2 separate regions of the Homo sapiens genome follow, and region 2 is linked to region 1. Evidence: chromatin contacts called from ENCODE Hi-C or POLR2A ChIA-PET data. All regions are on one chromosome and are shown on one strand. The core of a region is the stretch at or near the end of the contact, and the rest is flanking DNA. Distances in the headings are between cores, read along the strand shown. Region 1 overlaps LOC101928911 (a long non-coding RNA gene). Region 2 overlaps RNGTT (RNA guanylyltransferase and 5'-phosphatase).

Region 1 (6,652 bases), core at 2,536-5,035:
CAACAGTTTCTCCTTGCCCACTGCCCAGACAGAGCCGTTTTCTTTAGACAGGTGAATTGCAATAGAAAGAGTTTAATTCATGCAGAACTGGCTGTATGGGAGGCTGGAGTTTTATTATTATTCAAATCAGTCTCCCCTAAAACTTGGGGGTTGAGGTTTTTAAGGATAATTTGGTGGGAAGGGGGTCTGAAAGTGGGGAGTGCTGATTGGTCAGGTGGGAAATGAAATCATAGGGAGTCGAAGCTGTCCTCCAGTGCTGAGTCAGTTGCTGGGTGGGGGCCACAAGGCCAGATGAGCCAGTTTATTGATCTGGGTGGTGGCAGCTGATCCATCAAGTACAGAGTCTGCAAAATATCTCAAGCACTGATCTTAGGTTTTACAATAGTAATGTTATCCCCAGGAGCAATTTGGGGTGGTTCATAATCTTGCAGCCTTCAGCTGCTTGACTCCTAAAGTATAATTTCTAATCTTGTGGCTAATTTGTTAGTCCTGCAAAGGCAGTCTAGTCCCCTGGCTAGAAGGGGGTTTATTTCAGAAAGGGCTGTTATCTTTGTTTCAAAGATACGGCTGGGTGCAGTGGCTCACGTCTATAATCCCAGCACTTTGGGAAGCCGAGGTGGGTGGATCACGAGGTCAGGAGTTCAAGATCAGCCTGGCCAACATGGTGAAACGCTATCTCTACTAAAAATACAAAAATTAGCTGGGCGTGGTGGTGTGTGCCTGTAATCCCAGCTACTTGGGAGGCTAGGAATAAACAAGGACAGTTTGGAGGTTAAAAGCAAGATGGAGTCGGTTAGGTTAGATCTCTTTCACTGTCATAATTGTCTCAGGTATAATTTTTGCAAAGGTGGTTTCAGTTGGGCCTCTGATCCTGATCTCTTTCTCCTTGGTCTCTTCAGGCATCATCCTCTTTTACAATTGTTGGAAATCACAGCTTATAGCCTACCTTGGAGTTAAAAATATGTTTAATTTGATTAAATTTCAAGGTTTTCTTGCAAAAGGGAAGTGTTACATGTTACAGAAAAGAAAACATTTCATAAGAATTTTATTGAGCAAGTACCATGTACTGTGTACCATGAAAGGGACTTTGAGAAACAGGAAGGGACATACATTATGGTCTCTGCTTAGCAAGAACTGCTAATCATCCAGGAAACAAAAAATAGTACAGTGAGTAACAAGGCATTAATTCTAGGATATAAACCAGAAATTAGCTGAATTGAGGGGAGATACCTTTGTTAAGTATCCTTCCTGAAACTCTTCTTTGACAGCTTTCATTTGATAAAATCCAAAACTAAGACTGCATTTTGCTTAACCTTTCCAAGTTGGGTTATTTGATTTAAAAAAAAAAAGAAAGGAGAAAATTTTAAACTGTTGTTATCACTTTATCCTTTAACTTTAAAAAGAGTGCCCATTTTTTTTCAAATCTGAGAAATTGTACCCACATTTAATTTGCACTTAAAATCTTTTTTAGGATTAGAAATATTTATGTAATTCTTGCTCATTGTAAAAATGTTAACAACATTAACACATTTACAGTGAAGGCAAGTTTTTCTTCTGTGTACCTCAGACCTCCTTGAAGGCAACCACTGTTATCAGTGACTCCTCCACTTCCAGAGGTATTCTGTGAGCCTACATGCTGGGCATTTCATTATTTTTCTTCCAACTTCTTCCTCTCCATTTGTTAGACCAGTAGTGCTCAAGTGCTATTGTACAAACACTAGGGGAATTGCTTAGAAATGCAGATTTCCTAGTCCTTTTCCCAGAAATTCTGATTTTGTGGGCCTGGGTGAGTTCAAGGAGTCTGTATGAGTAACTGACCAGGTGATTCTGAAGCACACACCCTACTTGGAGATACTGTTTTAGAAAATAATTAGGGTCTCACTGCCCTGGGGATGAATCTGGTTGAGGTGTAGGAATCTCTCATAATGCCATGTCTATTTTTCGAGTCTTTGACCTTTACCGGGGCCACCTTCCCTTTGGTTTCCATGGTGACGCACGGAGGTCTTCCACATGTAATTAGTCTAAGGATCTTGATTCGTTCCATCGCCTCTCACTGACCGTTCGAGTGCTGCGCTGCAGTGTTATTAGCAAGGCTGAGAAAACTCAATTTGTTTTCTTTCTTCCTCCACTTATGTGATTATAGTTAACATCAGTTTTCTTATATCTCTGAGGAATAAGTAACGGTCGCGAAACTGCAGACTTTTGAGAGATGACAGTAACTTAGACATTGTTTCAGCCAGTCTTTAGATGGGAAAACTGAGTCCCAGAGAAATTAAGAAACTTGTCCAAGATAACAAAATAAATTAATGGCAGAGCTGACTAGAAACTTGGTTTACTAACTCTACATCTGGTGCTTTTTTTCTCATTTTGGTGGCAGCTAAAATCTCAGAGTCTCTGAAAATTATTCAAACAGTTCCTGTTCCCCAGTCCACCTGCCCCCTTGAAATACATCCTCGGTTCCCTGTTTCCCTAGACCTTTCCTGGGCCACACCAGCCCTGGTTGGTTGTCTTGCTCAGTGCAGTGACAGGGTGAATTATTTCTGCATTCTTGAATGTAGCAAAACTTATCTACTTGAACCTCAGGTCACCAAATATAAAGCAATTTTGAACTGAAGGGGTTGTGGATACTTTAAGTCTCTGTGGGAATACAGGAGCTCACAATTCTTATTCTCAGCTTCCTCAAACAAAGGCTCAAGGAACAGTCCTCATTACTTTTCAGAGGTTGGGGGAGGGTTAAGGTCAGGAAGAGGTTGCTGAGTTTACAGTCTCATCCTGTCTCCCTCCTCCTATTGACAAGTCATCAGGATGGTTTATAGATTACTGCCTTACTTTAAGGCCTGTTTGTTGATGTTTGCAGACATTTATCCAATCTCAAGAAACTCAAGGGACCTGATTTCAACTTCAAATTATATATTATCCATATTTGGGATGGAATGGGCAATTTTAATAGAGAAACCCTATCAATCAGGCCAGGGAATAAATAGGAGGGCTTTGATTTATATACTGTGTTGAAATCATCTATATTGATTTAAAATTTTTAAAGTTCCTATGAATGTAATATTTTAACCTGAATATGATTCTTAACAATCCCCTCTCCTCAAATTGTATTCTTCTATTTTTTTTAACCTTTGGTGAAATATTAACTTACTGTACCATGCATTGATAATGTCCCCAGAGGTTAGCCAGGAGAAATATCAGCGTGTCCTTGGAGAGCTTGTCTATCCTGATGAGAACAAAAATTCTAGGACAAAAAGGCTCAATTCCTGAAATAATTACAGTAACTTCAGAAAGGAAATTAAGTATCTATTGAAAGATACACTTAGTAGAATAGTGACTTTTCCTACACATTTAAAATTTAGATACTATATTCAGGAAAAGGGAATTTACCAGGGTTTTTGGATGCAAATGATGAGAAATTAGTTAGTATCTGCAAGCCTGTAAGTACAATATAGTTTTGTACTTATGTAATTAGAGCTGTTTGTGAATCACTCTAATGTCACGTCTGATAGCTATAGTCCTTCAAAGGGGTATTTACATTAAGCCTGATGATAGGTACAGGCATGGAGACAATGAAATTCATTTTATCTATTGTAACATGCAGCCAGTAAATTAGCTTCCCTTTAACTTATGCTACGAAATGATGCTATTTAGTTTATGTGCATTATTCTTGGACTTCTGCATTCCTGGGAAAAGGTTGTCAAAGGTTGTATTAGCTGTGCAGTGAGGCAGCACAGCATGTCCAGGCACATACTCAGGTTAAAACCCTGCTGTACACATCTGCTGTCATTACCCTTTGCATCTTTGCTGATAATTTTTAAGAACCAAAACTGTATGTTGCTATTTTTAGTCCACTTACTTTCTGTTGAGGGTGATGGTCATTATTCTGACATTTCGTGACATATATGTCCACCCCCTGCTCCCCTGCATCAAAATAGATATGTTTTCATACCTACCACACAATCCAGCTGGGCTCAATTTGCATTTAGTTCTCTGGGGAGAGTTAATAATTTTATTTTCAAAAGGTCACTTGCTGACACACAACCTATAAAATAGTTAGCTACCCAAGATTCTTTTCACTCATTCCTCAAATACTTGGTTTAGTTTGGTCTTTTTAATTCACTACTGAAAATCCATTGCCTCTAGGAATTTCAATATTGCATTACAGCATAACAAACTATCCAATATCACTAATGGCCTATTTAGGAATGAAATGCTTTTTTTTTTTCTGGTTTTAAGCAATTTCTAATTTTGAAGGGGATCAGGCACCATCTACAAGGATAGAGTTAATAGCTCCCTGAAGGGACACATCACTAGCCAGGTCATAAAAATCATGCATGCTTTGCTCTTTCAGCCATAAGGCAAGAGGAAAACAAATACGCCTATTTTCCCTCTGCATTACCTTTGTGGTCTGAGGATGTTTGAAAAATTACAGCCATTATATTATTATTATTATTGTTATTTTTTACAATGTTTCTGAAATATGCATTTTTATTCATGTTTATCTATTTATATCTGGTATTTATCTATTTATGTCCTTTCCTCAAGAATTTACTCTCTAAGATGTCTTCTTTCAAAATCATATCCAAAACAGAACGCAAGTGCTGGGATGAATATAATATATACCATTTGAGAATTTGCCAGGCGTAACTATTAACTGGAAGATTCAAGCAAAGAACTAGTTAGTAAGGGAAGAAATTACTCAACATATTTGTTTTGGCTGCTCACATCAATCAGATTTGTGAGATAATAGCTTTAATTCCTTGTGATGAAACACACCAATCCTTTTCTGTATTACAAATGTACCCCAGTTTGACTAAGACAAAAATCAATCTAAATGCAGTGCATTTGCTTTGTCATTGTAAATGGTGCTTGGGTAATGAGCCCCTCAGGGATGGACGGGAGAGAACAGAGCAGTAGAGGAGGAAACAGGAGTGGGTGGGCTAAGGGCAAGGTTTATGATCCAACCTAGAAATCAGGAGGGAAGACATTGGGAAAACATTTCAGTATTCGAAGAGAGGGCCAGACAGTGAGGTGAAGAAGACCCAACAGAACTGGACTTAAGGTGGGGAGGGGGAAAGATGTCATAAAGGTGTTTAGGATGCTCCCCCTATGGGGCTGCAGGCACAGGGAGAGGTGTGTATCGTTAAGTGGCTGCAGGGAAGCACCTTGGATTCAAATCCAAGGTCTTCACCTGAAACCTAAGCAGATTTGGAAAGAACTTAATTGTTCTTAAGAGGAAAGGAGCTAGTGTTTTTTGAGCTCTTCCAAATGGGCCTGGCCTTCCACAGATGTCATCTCATTTAATTCCGCACAGCATCCCTATGAAGTAAATTACAATAATAATAGCTAACATCCTTTACACGCTTAGTATGTGCCTGGCACAGCACACTAAGTGCTCGTTTTGCATTGCCTCTTCCTAACAGCCCTTTCTAATTGAGGAAACAGATTTGAAGATGGGGGTAATTTACTCAAGGAATTTAAATCCAAATATGTTTGGATCCAGGAGCTGGAATTGACATCCAAATATGTTTGATCCAAAGCCTAGACTTTCTGGTATACCATGATGCTTCCTCAGTGAGTGTAAAAACCAATGGAGATGGATAGAGAGCCAGGTTATGTGTCAGTTTGTGACAAGTTGTAGCTGGTGGGTAAGCTGAGTACCTGCCCTTTACTTGGATAGGCCACGCCTTTTTCTAAATGCCTCACAATGAAGTCAAGGTTATGGTCAAAAGAAGTTTTTAAGGTGAGGATTTCCATGATTTATGCAGGAGCAAGAACAAGGAGTGGAAATATAGCCAGGGCCCATCCCTATGTTACCATCTAATGGTAAATAACCAAACACACAAAAACAAAAGACTCCAGACCCCCAAGTCTTTGAGCAGTAGTGAAAGGAATCTCAGGAGAATATGGGAAGGCTTGATCGGATGGTACTTTGGAAACTGTTATTTCATTCAGCATCCCACACTGCCTCTGGGCTTCACGACGGCCACTTAAAGAGGAGACAATTCTGCTTTGTAACTGTCGCCAAATGTGAGGAGAGGAGGGCTTCCTGGAGAATGTCTTTCTCTTGAACTCGAAGGTGGATCTGCTCTCCCCATAGCCTCCACAGGCTACTGCAGCAGTATTTCCTCCCCCAAGGGGAGGAAAGGTCAAAGAAGCCAAAAATGGGGGGATCAGTAGCTATAGCAACACAGTCCTCTTCCCCACACCATAGATGCCTGTGGGATTAAGAAAAACTTTCATCACTGGATTTTCTTGGCTTCTGATGATCCAGGATGTGGTTGTGGTGTGTCTGAGTGTGATTATTTTGAAATTTGAGGTTTAGAACCAGTTACCACCAAGAATGCTCAGTGGGTGGCATTGCCTGTGCTCTTTCAGACATAAATGGGAGATGTGAGCTCAGAAAGAAGCTTTTGTATCTAAAATGTATTTTTATGATTAAATTATAATTTTTATAAATGAACCTTAGTATCATTAAGCTATATTATCTCATGGCTTTCAGCTAGAATTTTGTGATGTGCTATTAAACAAAAAGCAACCCATACATGAAGTCTATAAAATGAACTTGCTAAATTCTGAACTTCAAACAACTTTCTTCTCTTCAAAATGCCCCAATCTTCATGCTATACTTTTAATTTATGATAAAGACTTT
Region 2 (6,652 bases), core at 3,900-6,399, 710 kb after region 1:
AGGACTGTGCAAAAATGTAGGTGCTGGAGTAAAAAGACCTATGTCTGGATCTCAGCTCACAACTTAGTCTCAGGTTCCTCATCTAAAAGTGGGGTTGGTAACAGTACCTGCCTGCATAGAGTGGTTATGTTTAGGACAGTCTTGGTAGTTGGTGAATAATCAATAATGGTTATACTGCTATTATGGTGAATATGGGAGATTTTCAAAGTACTGTCTTTAACACAGGAATCATGGTTAGACCTGGAAAGGCTTTTAAATAATCTAGCCCAGTGTGACAGATGGGATTTGCCACTTTATAGATGGAACAAAATGGCAGGGGTGGATGGGGGTGTGTGTGTGGGAGGATCTAGACAGAACAGAGCCAACAGGAGGCAGAGCCTGGACTTGTGTGAGTCTAGTCCAGAGTTTTCTCCACCACATGTGTCCTCCCACTTGGGAGTATTTGCTTCTTGGCTTCCAAGGTTATTTTTTTGGCCAGGAAAAACTATATGCAGAGTTCAAAATGGTGGTATTATTTAAACATTTAAAGATGGCAAATTCCATACTATAAAAATGCAATGCAAAAAAAAATTTGGTAGTTCACGACTTCATCATTTCAGAATATTTATTGCTATTGCTGAGTATTCTAAAAAATTTAAATGCATTAAAAATAATGTAACAGAATATCTACTCATACAGTAGACTGCTAAGATTAGATGAAGAGAAATAATATAAACATCATATAAAGATGTGCTTTCTCCCATTCCTCTCCACTTCAAAAATAAAAGGTTCAAACTACACCCCCCTGTGTCAATCAAATTTCTCAGTTTCTCAGAAAGAAAAATAGAGGCTTTCCAAGTCTTTATGCTAATCTCTACAAAGCCAGATGGATTACACTGGGTGTGGCTGACAGCAGTAGGATGTGATGCCAGCAATAGAAGGGACACAAGAGTATCACCAGTAAAACAAAGTAGATACACTTATGCTAATTTAAATCAGTAGTTTTATTACAATACGCACTGACACACAATTGGAAAAGGAATGTCCTGACATTTTCTGAGCATTTCACGGAAAGCAAATGTAACCATCCACGCAGTAGAGTCATCCACACCTTTTCCTAACAAAAAGCAAAAGCTTTCACATGTGATAACTGAAGAAAGCAAAGTTTTCTTATTCTTGTCTAAAAAACTTCAGTCTCAGAAAATAGTTATTGAAGTGAGCTGAGAAGGAGCACATTTCCTTCACAATGTCCAAAATCCTGCCTCTAGATTATCCCCCTGACCTTCTAAATGACTTTTATAATACTGCAGATGGTATTATGTTCAGGGGCTAAATGGGATCTACTTATAAGGCCAACTACTCTATGTCACTATAATTGAAAGGAAAGAATAAATTAAGAAAATTAAGTCCTGCTAAAATGCACAAAGACTTGAAGAAAATATCTGGGTGTATTAAAAGTGAGATGCTCTTTTCACGTAACTCATTTGAAAGGTTACAATTACCATAAACATTTTAACTCCATTAAAGATCATTGGCAAAAGCTTGCTTTCGTATCTGCAAAAGGGCTCTGCCTTTCCACAGGCTCGGAGGGAAAGCAGCACACCGTGGAAGAGTCACTCGTCCTGGGGAAGCAGGCATCAGACTATTTGAAGTTGCATAGGCATTTTTTTTTTAATCCATTTTGTAAAAGATACTATGGAACCTTGAGAATTTTCCCTCCTTCAATAGTCATTGTGGCATCAGTTGTTTTAATCCCTTTAGCGCCCAAATGTGCAAAAACACTCTAGTAAAAAACGTTACAATGGCGTTTTGGATAAATTCACTATACATTACATGACTTGGGAACAACGAAGAAAAAAGCCCAAGCTTGACTCAACTATTTCATATAGAAAAGCACTGCAGGAGAAAACTTTGTTTAAAAACATTAAAACTCAGGTGAATATAAATACATTTTTGGTTCATCTGTGCTATGTCCATATAGAAATCCCGTCAGATATTCAGTCTACCGGGTAATTCAGTTGGATTTCGTGTCTGACTGAATCAGTAGAAGAATATACACTTGCATATACTTACACAGATATGCATTTACATATACAATTCAGACCATGAAAATTTGTTTTAAATACATTTACTTAAAACATGTACCTCTAAAAATAAATACACTAGCCTCCATTTAGCTAATTCTCAGAGTTCTTTCACAAACCAATTAGAACAGTTTATCAACAATGGCAGACAATCAATTAGCCGCCCTTTAAATCCATTATCTATCAGTAAACATTTTAAAATTCAGATGTATAACAGAAATAACATCCGCAGAATAGAATGTAGATAGAATTCTCGCTTTGAAAATAAATGTCTTGATTTCCTTGATATTTAGTTCCTACAGATGTCTACACTTTGCCTCTGCATTTATCTAGCAGTGGGAGAGCATTTTCTGGTGACAGCATTCTATTCCATGACATTACCTTCTAATCAAAGAAGTTAGCTGGCATTCCCTTTGCTGTTTTGTTCGAGAGAAGGAACACAACATCGTTTGTATTTGATATCACTCCCATAGATCACAGTGAGTTGTGTGTTTTAACGTAATTTACAATGTGCTGATACCACTGAGGTAAAGCAGAAGTAGCCCTGGCATTTAAAAAAAGAAGTCTCCCAGGAGAACAACACATAAAGGACCTGGTGGTGTATGTCCAAGTTCCATGAAGTAACTCAAAACCACTGCCAGAATGGACACACTGGATATCTGATATCATAGTCGAAACAATACAAACAGATGAAAATACTCAAAATACTTCCTTTAGAAACAATGCAATTCACAAAAATGGAGCTTTACTTTTTTCTTTTACATTTCCAAAAAACTTGTTAAAATGATATAAACCAGACCAAGTTGTTTAATATAGTACAACTTAACAACCCTGTCATTTGTTTTTGAATACAGGGATCTCAGAAATGTAGGAAATCCATGGTAAATGATAGCAAGAATGTTTAATGCCATTGCCTGGATTTTTTAAAAGGAAAATTTGCTACAGTTGTAACACAACTTCTAAAAAATACTGTTTTATGGGCTCACAGTTTCCAGATTGTTAACTTTATAAATTAAATGTGAAGCTACCCATATATAAACAAGGCCTCTTTTTCATTGATTTCCATCTTGTTTAAACCTTTGGATATTTCAATCTTCAGATTCCACAAGGTAAGGCTGAGTTTATCAGATAAATAAGATGTTTAAGTCCACGATGTATTGCAGCACTGAGGAAACGAATGCATCAAGTATTTACAGGCTGGCTACGATAACTTTCTTTTTTTAAAAAAAATTCAAATGTGTATCAACATCAAGCCACAGTCGTTTTTCAATTTCTCTGGCTACAAAAATGGGCAACAGCGTTTTTTCCTCATTCCTCTTTCTTCTTAACCCTCAAGTCACAGGCAGGTCTTAGGTTAAAGGGCGTGGTCTTTTGGGAGGTGGTGGTGGCATGAGCTCCGTGTCAGGGTCCAGATGATGTTTTCGCTTCTGTCCTTGAGAAGCTGCAGTACATCTGTCGATGAACTCAAACAGCATCTCCTTGGTGACAGGGTTTGAGATGCTGTTACACACAGCTGTGGACAAAGGGAGACAGGTCTCATGTGAGGGTTAATTAAGGCAGCTGACTCACCACAGGCTTATGAGAAAGGTTTTCATCCCAATATACTAAATACTTTCCATTTTACCCATTTGAGTGATGTGCTTCACATTGAACTATCTCCTCCCTACCCTACACCCAAAATATGTGCTTGTCTAATGGCTACTCTTTACTGCAGTATTAATTTTAAACCAAAACTTTAAATGTTTGGGCTATAAGCATGTCTTCCCCACGGTTTTCTATCCCTCCCAAACCAGTTTTTATGGGATTTTAATCTAACACAACACATTGCACCATAGTCTGTATTCAACTAAAACTTCTACAGAAAACGTGCACTATAGTCCTTCAATCTTTCTCTCAGAAAGAAGTCTACTCTACGAAACATAAAACATGGCACCAGCCACCATTCCTGTTGAATAGGTGGTTTCATTGTAGCTAGCAGACCATATTATCTTCTCTTATCAAAATTTAGTGCCAGTCCTTTTCATTTTATTTACCTATTTGGTCTTAGAAGAAAAGACATTGGCTTAATCATCCTGACTTTTGAAATTAACTCATCTTGTCTGAACATGGATGCTAGTTCCAATGAGAACTCCTAAATGTACAACAGTAACTTTTAAACTGCAAAGCTGAAATTGGCAATTTCAATATTTTCTCATTAGCTTATCATATCATCATCATCATCCTCCTCATCAACTGCACATTCTAAAAGTAAAGTTTGATTAACCTGTTATCTTGGTTTTTACCTTTTTTCAACTCCACTAAAAATGCAATCCAGAACAACAACTGCTACTGGTAGTGGTATACCTTATAAACTTCAATTAATTTGTGTTGTTCCCCATGAAAGAAACTTACTATTCTGAATTCCCAAAGCATTCATATTGTACCCAAAGAACACTCTGAAGAATAGCATAGCAGATTTTGTCTTTTTAAATGGTTTTCGTTTACTTTGTTCTCCATTGTTTATAAAGCTATTTTAAGAGCTGGAAATTACATTTTCCCCTGATAATTTTGTCTTTTACCATCTGGCAAACAATGGTTTTTATAGTTTTGAATAGATCTGAAATTATCATGGTTTCTGTTGTTGTTGTTGTTCAATAAATTCAACTTGTATACAGCCCAGTATCCTGCCCTTTAAACTTCTCTTTTGGGTGCATGGGCACAAGATCACCAGTTTAGAGAGTAGAACCTACAAGCCAACTGGAGCCAAACAGAATACAGACTTGACGTATCTTTCCCATCAAACAAGGATGAAGTCCAAATGACTATGCCCCATTAAGCAAAACAACAAAGGCAGCACACTTTGGGTCTAACACCTTAATTTTTGTTTTAAATATAATAAGCACTGGTAAGTTGTCATACTCACCCATGGCAGTGTTGTAGGCATTAGGAAAACTTTTGTCTGTTCTCTGTCTCATGAAGACCCAGCTGTTGTTCTCAAATTTGCATTCTATAATTTTGTTGTCATACTGTTTCAGCTCTTTTGTCACCTGTTTTGAAAGAGAATTGAGGAAAATATTTAAATAACTTGAAAGGCTTTTTGCTTCTACTATGTGACAGGCACATTAGGAAATGATAAAAATACCTCAGTAACTCTTCATGCAGAGAGCTCTTTGTCATCTGAAGTATCTAATCAAGCTTAAGGTATGGTGTGCACTCCCTTGTACACATGCTCACTTATCCGACATTTTATAAATAATTGTGAAAATGGCTGTCAATATATAGCAATTAAAAGAAGCTAGGCAGAAACCAGCCATGCTGGGCCAAATGCAAATATGTTACCATGGGGACCAATACCTTCAATATTGTCTGTGTCTCTACGGCTTTCAGAAATTGAGTATACTGCCTAGGTTTCATCAACTTTCAGAAAGGTCTAACCATCTAAATTCCTATGTTAAAATCTAAGAAATGCCGTGTACTAGTTAAATGAAAAAGTTACATATCAATAGTGAATACTAGGATCAAATTCAGGCAATGTACATCCTAAATATTTTGCTTTCCAAGCAGTGACAATTAACCAACAATCTAATCTTCAGGAAACTTAGCCTTTCCATCCCCAAACTAGTACAAATTTACAGATGAAGCTATTTGTGACATTAGTTGATGGGTTTTTTGGCTTCTTCACCTCAGATGACTGAATATGGATACTCTATCAAAGCTAACAAGTATCCATGGTAACTACGAACCTTTTAAAAGATATTTCACTGGGCTGTGAGAATGGTTTTCATAAATAGGAACCTAAGCTTATCTTTGTAGTTTTCAAATCAAATGCCAGTCATGGTAATATTTTAATTCTGTCCTCATCTTTCATGGCTAACAACTTTTCCTCACAATATGGTAGACTGCAATCATTTAACTTCATTAGCATTATCTGAAACATTCTCATTTTTCTACCCACATATTCACTACCACCTAGGAATATGACGAGAAGTAAGTTTTTAAAAGATGCTTTCAATTCGCAGATTAGGCAGCACATGTCTTCATAAAAACTTTCAAACTATATTCCTTTCCCTTTACATTTGATTGTACCATCTGCATTTTCAACAAATCCAACAGGTGCAATACACTCAGTGGTTTTGGAACTAGACATGCCCAAAAAAGTGATATTCCAAGTAGCAAACTTGCCAAATTTATCCTCAAATATTCATTATTTTAGTCTCAATTCTCTTGCCTTGCTTTCTAGGGACCCATTCTTTTATTTTGGAAACACTGTGTATATGCAAGTATTGGACAACTCATTCAGTTAGGTAAACACAGTTTTGCTATACCACATGTAAGGTCTAACAGAAATAAGTTTCTAAACCTTTCAGTGTCTATTTCCTAATTTCTAAAATGGGGAACAAGTTCCTAATTTACTGGGTCACTGAAAGAATAATAATTGAAAGTGCCTGGGACATAGAACAATCAGTAAAATTGTTAACCAAATATAAAATTAGGCAATGAAACATTGCTTTTTAAAATCTGTGGTAAAAAAACATTGAATTTTCCATCTTAACCATTTTTAAGTGTACAGTTCAGCAATGCTAAGTGTATGTCTAGAACTTTTCCATCTT

What was found. Hi-C counts contacts between places; a loop is a spot of excess contacts on that map. ChIA-PET counts read pairs that join two places held with the same protein, here RNA polymerase II (POLR2A). Pooled maps may share reads with other maps.
Region 2: a loop to region 1 is called in a map of OCI-LY7, with 12 times the contacts of the local background. The contact joins two enhancer-like sites. A Hi-C loop is called at or near these places in 1 of 168 maps with a recorded cell type or tissue (OCI-LY7), 6 of 37 single-sample maps with no recorded cell type and 5 of 50 pooled maps. POLR2A ChIA-PET finds 5 or more read pairs at or near these places in 1 of 52 experiments (OCI-LY7).

The regions. Positions count from the first base shown.
Region 1 is chr6:87,901,511-87,908,162 of GRCh38, forward strand. All of the region lies in intron 2 of LOC101928911 (a long non-coding RNA gene), which reads left to right. Among named protein-coding and RNA genes, the nearest start is that of SPACA1, 140 kb to the right of the region's middle. RefSeq lists enhancers at 3,694-3,943, 6,028-6,077. Within about 2 kb of position 3,786, at least 2 of the 41 ENCODE cell types and tissues checked have a DNase peak (open chromatin) inside an H3K27ac peak, as active enhancers do; they include OCI-LY7, where a contact is called at or near this core.
Region 2 is chr6:88,609,307-88,615,958 of GRCh38, forward strand. RNGTT (RNA guanylyltransferase and 5'-phosphatase) reads right to left here. Exons shown (of 16, transcript NM_003800.5): 15 at 4,966-5,089; 16 at 591-3,576. The coding sequence ends at 3,413. Among named protein-coding and RNA genes, the nearest start is that of RNGTT, 350 kb to the right of the region's middle. Within about 2 kb of position 5,150, at least 2 of the 41 ENCODE cell types and tissues checked have a DNase peak (open chromatin) inside an H3K27ac peak, as active enhancers do; they include OCI-LY7, where a contact is called at or near this core.